Regions from separate parts of the Homo sapiens genome. Here region 2 is linked to region 1. Evidence: read pairs that join two places in POLR2A ChIA-PET (ENCODE). Cell type or tissue: A673. All regions are shown on one strand. Region 1 overlaps NICN1 (nicolin 1, tubulin polyglutamylase complex subunit). Region 2 overlaps RHOA (ras homolog family member A).

Region 1 (2,500 bases):
TGCCCCACCTGTTTCTGTCTCTTTTTTTTTTTGAGATGGAGGTTCACTCTTGTTGCCCAGGCTGGAGTGCAGTGGCGCGATCTCGGCTCACTGCAACCTCCGCCTCCTGGGTTCAGGCAATTATCCTGCCTCAGCCTCCCAAGTAGCTGGGATTACAGGCACCCACCATCACGCCCGGCTAAATTTTTGTATTTTTAGTAGAAACGGGGTTTCACCATGTGGGACAGGCTGGTCTCGAACTTGTGACGTCAGGTGATCCACCCACGGCATGAGCCACCGTGCCCAGCCCTGTCTCTCTTGTCTCAGGAGCTTTGTGCTGTGGTGTGTGGTTCTCCCCCAAGCTGTTCCTTACCATCAAATGGGAAACTTAATTAAAGAGCCCAACCTTGGAAATCCTGACTTAGTAGACTAAGGTGAAGCCAGGACAATTTATTTGGTAACACATTTTCTTGGGTAATTCTGATGAGTATCCAATGACAAGATCCACTGCAGTAGTCAAGCTGAATCACTGGCTGTTCCAGTGGCACACCAGGTTCTCTCACCCTTTGGTAATTATTTGTATATGCTACTTTTACATTATCTACATTTCTTTTTTTTTTTTTTTTTTTCTGAGAGGTAGCCTCGTTTTGTCACCCAGGCTGGAGTACAGTGGCTTGATCTTGGCTCACTGCAACCTCCACCTCCTGGGTTCAAGCAATTCTCCTGCCTCAGCCTCCCGAGTAGCTGGGATTACAGGCATGCGCCACCACGCTCAGCTAATATTTTTGTATTTTTAGTAGAGATTGGGTTTCACTATGTTGGTCAGGCTGGTCTCGAACTCCTGAACTTAAATGATCCACCCGCCCCAGCCTCCCAAAGTGCTGGCATTACAGACAGATGTAAGCCACTGCACCCAGCCTACGTTTTCTACATCTCTTTTTTTTTTTTTTTGAGACCGTGTCTTGCTCTGTCGCGCCCAGGCTGGAGTGGAATGGCGCGATCTCAGCTCACTGCAAGCTCCGCCTCCTGGGTTCACGCCATTCTCCTGCCTCAGCCTCCCGAGTAGCTGGGACTACAGGTGCCCGCCACCAAGCCCGGCTAATTTTTTGTATTTTTAGTAGAGACGGGGTTTCACTGTGTTAGCCAGGATGGTCTCAATCTCCTGACCTTGTGATCCGCCCGCCTCGGCCTCCGAAAGTGCTGGGATTACAGGCTTGAGCCACCGTGCCCGGCCACGTTTTCTACATTTCTTAGTCCACTTGGTGAACTCTTCCTCCTTCAGGCCTCATATGTACATTTTCTGCCTCTTCCAGGGTTAGAGCGCTGCTCTCTAGCAGCATCTTGGACGTGTGGCAAGATCTGCAGTCGTGGTTTGTTTCCAGGACCTACTCATTTAGACTGTGAGCACCTTTAGGAAGGCAGAATTGTCTTTGGGCCCTAGTGATACTTGTTGAAATTGTTAGTTTAGTAGAAGAGTACATTGAAAGGGGAAGAGGCAGGTGGATCACCTAAGGTCAGGAATTTGAGAGCATCCTGGCCAACATGGTGAAATTCTGTCTCTACTAAAAGTACAAAACAATTAGCTGGGCGTGGTGGCACGTACCTGTAGTCCCGGCTACTAGGGAGGCTGAGGCAGGAGAATCGCTTGAACCTGGGAGGTGGAGGTTGCAGTGAGCTGAGATCACGCTACTGCACTCCAGCCTGGGCAAAAGAGCAAGATTTCCTCTCAAAAAAAAAAAAAAAAGAAAAGGTGGGGAGAAGGAAGAGGTGGCACCTTTGATCTTTGAGCTTTTCAGGCCCCTGGGCCTGGGTCTGACTTGTTGTAATGGGTTGTATGTGTTCTAGTTGCAGGAAATCACGTTTAAGAATTACTACACAGCTTTTTTGAGCATCCGTGTCCGTCAGTACACCTCAGCACACACACCTGCCAAGTGGGTGACCTGCCTGCGGGACTACTGCCTAATGCCTGACCCACACAGTGAGGAGGGAGCCCAGGAGTATGTATCGCTGTTCAAGCATCAGGTCAGCTGGGCCTCAGGATGGCCAGGGCAGCCCAGATGAGGACTTACCAGAGGTGGGGGGATTGGATCAATATACCAAGAGGGAAGAGGGGGCCAGTCTGGCCTGAACTGTGACTTCCAGGGAAGTGCCTTGGAGGGACTACTGTTCCTTCCTTCCCAAGGCCTGTGGGGTGGGCAGCATTCTGGCTCATTGCTGGTTGGGAGGCTTCTGGGCAGTGAGCTGGATCCTTGCTGGGTCCTTGTGTGTGTGTGTCAGATGCTGTGTGACATGGCTAGAATATCGGAGCTACGCCTGATTCTGCGGCAGCCATCACCACTGTGGCTGTCTTTCACAGTGGAGGAGCTGCAGATCTATCAGCAGGGACCAAAGGTAAGTGACTAGCTCAGCTGCTGGCTGGCCCTTTCCCCAGAAAGCTTCTATGACTGGGAAAGCTAGGTGGTGGGGTGGGTAATGGGTGAAGATTGTGAATGGGGCCTTCATGGAGGTTAGCTGGGTGTGA
Region 2 (2,500 bases), 52 kb after region 1:
ATTACAAAATCATCTCATGTGTGAATTGAGATAGTTTTACTTCTTCCTTTCCAATTTGGATGTCTTTTATTTCATTTTCTTACCTTATTGCCCTGGCTAGGACCTCCAGTATCCTGCTGGATAGAAGTAGCAAGAACAGGCCAGGCGTGGTGGCTCACGCCTGTAATCCCAGCACTTTGGGAGGCTGAGGCAGGTGGATCACCTGAGGTCAGGAGTTCAAGACCAGCCTGGCCAACAAGGTGAAACCCCATCTCTATCAAAAATTAGCTGGATGTGGTGGTACGTGCCTGTAATCCCAGCTACTTGGGAGTCTGAGGCAGGAGAATTGCTTGAACCCGGGAGGCTGGAGGTTGCAGTGAACTGAGATTGGGCCAGTGCACTCCAGCCTGGGCGACAGAGTGAGACTCCGTCTCAAAAAAAAAAAGAAGTGGCAAGAACAGACATTCTTGTCTTGTTCCTGATCTTAGGGGGCAGACCTTTTTTTCAGTCTTTTACCATTAAGTATAATGTTAGTTACGAGTTTTTAATGTATAACCTTTTGGTGCCAGGTGGATCGGCGTACTAGAAGTTTGAATTTGAGTATGCTAATAGAGGTTTATGCCCCATGGTTACCAAAGCATGTGTCATCCTGTAAGCTACCTATGACTTCTTGTGCATTGCAGGTAATATCTGTGTTTTGTGTTTCAGCAATGGCTGCCATCCGGAAGAAACTGGTGATTGTTGGTGATGGAGCCTGTGGAAAGACATGCTTGCTCATAGTCTTCAGCAAGGACCAGTTCCCAGAGGTGTATGTGCCCACAGTGTTTGAGAACTATGTGGCAGATATCGAGGTGGATGGAAAGCAGGTGAGTATACTTTTCATAACAACTGATGCCATTTTCCATGTTAGAATATTTATGGAGCATGTAGAGAATTAGAGCTTTTTGCCTCTTCAGTATACCATATAACAAAAATGTTGGAAAGAAGAATCCATTCTCATCCTGCCATCTTAGTCCAAGTTTGTTCTTTTTTTTTTTTTGGAGACGGAGTCTCATTCTGTTGCCCAGGCTAGAGTGCAGTGGCTCGGTCTTGGCTCACTGCAACCTCTGCCTCCCAGGTTCAAGTGATTCTCCTGCCTCAGCCTCCCAAATAGCAGGGATTACAGGCATGTTGCCACCATGCTGAGCTCATTTTTCGTTTAGTAGAGATGGGGTTTCACCAGGCTGGTCTCAAACTTCTGACCTCGGGTGATCCACCCACCTCAGCCTCCCAAAGTGCTGGGATTACAGGAGTGAGCCACTGTGCCCAGCCTTCCCCCAGGTTTAAAGGATTCTCCTGCCTCAGCCTCCCCAGTAGCTGGGATTACGGGAATATGCCACCACACCTGGCTGATTTTTGTATTTTTAGTAGAAATGGGGTTTCACTACGTTGGCCAGGCTGGTCATGAACTCCTGACCGCAGGTGATTGGCTGTTTTTTCATTTTTAACTGCTACTCATCCAGACTTTGTTTACATTCATATGTATTTGACATGGTGTCCTTAGCATATGTGTTTTTTTTTTGTTTTGTTTTGTTGTTTGAGACAGAGTCTCGCTCTGTCGCCCAGGCTGGAGTGCAGTGGTACAATCTCAGCTCGCTGCAACCTCCACCTCCCGGGTTCAAGCAATTCTTTTGCCTCAGCCTCCAGAGTAGAGTAGCTGGGATTACAGGCGCACGCCGCCATGCCTGGCTAATACTTGTATTTTGTAAAGATGCAATTTTGCCATGTTGGCCAGGCTGGTCTCAAGCTCCTGACCTCAGATGATCCACCTGCCTCAGCCTCCCAAAGTGCTGGGATTACAGGCGTGAGCCACCTTGCCCAGCCATATGTGCTCTTTTCAAGTTTACGTATATTTGAAGTTTAGTTCATTGCCATATAGATAATGCTCAGATGAACTTCTTTGTATGCTTGGACTTTGACAAAAATTCTGTCAAAGTATTTAATCAGATGTCCCAGTATTAGATTACTAGTTCAAGCTCTGCCTCCTGGGTTCACGCTGTTCTCCTGCCTCATCCTCCCAAGTAGCTGGGACTACAGGTGTCCACCACCAGACTGGCTAATTTTTTGTATTTTTAGTAGAGACGGGGTTTCACCGTGTTAGCCAGGATGGTCTCGATCTCCTGATCTTGTGATCTGCCCGTCTCGGCCTCCCAAAGTGCTGGGATTACAGGCATGAGCCACTGTGCCCGGCCAAAAGATTTTTTTTTACTTTAACATAAAATAGCCTGCCACAGTTGTTTTATTTTATTGTCATTGATGGTGAGAACAGTGCTTCCCCATTTCTGTCCTAAAAGCCCTCTGGCAAGACTGGAACAAAGCTCTTGTGAAATTGGAGGGTTTTTTTGGGTTTTAATTTTGGTTTTGGTTTGTTTTTGTTTTTTTTTTTAATCTTCTGCTTCCTTTTGTTGTCTAAGTAATGCTTTGCTTGGCCTCTCATACTTTTTTTTTTTTCTCTTAAATAAAGAGACAGGGATTGTACTTT

Evidence for each region. Peaks named below come from ENCODE experiments on the same cell type or tissue, not always from the same donor. Only the 100,000 strongest peaks of a DNase experiment are listed, where the experiment ranks them.
Region 2: POLR2A ChIA-PET joins it to region 1 with 10 read pairs; 22 of 35 experiments call an interaction of 5 or more read pairs at or near these places.

What each region holds. Positions count from the first base shown.
Region 1 is chr3:49,425,753-49,428,252 of GRCh38, reverse strand. NICN1 (nicolin 1, tubulin polyglutamylase complex subunit) reads left to right here. Exons shown (of 6, transcript NM_032316.3): 2 at 1,825-2,001; 3 at 2,257-2,370. Among named protein-coding and RNA genes, the nearest start is that of NICN1, 2.3 kb to the left of the region's middle. In A673, no CTCF peak of the experiment used is centred here; no DNase peak of the experiment used is centred here.
Region 2 is chr3:49,373,779-49,376,278 of GRCh38, reverse strand. RHOA (ras homolog family member A) reads left to right here. Exons shown (of 5, transcript NM_001664.4): 2 at 688-845. The coding sequence starts at 690. Among named protein-coding and RNA genes, the nearest start is that of GPX1, 17 kb to the right of the region's middle. In A673, no CTCF peak of the experiment used is centred here; no DNase peak of the experiment used is centred here.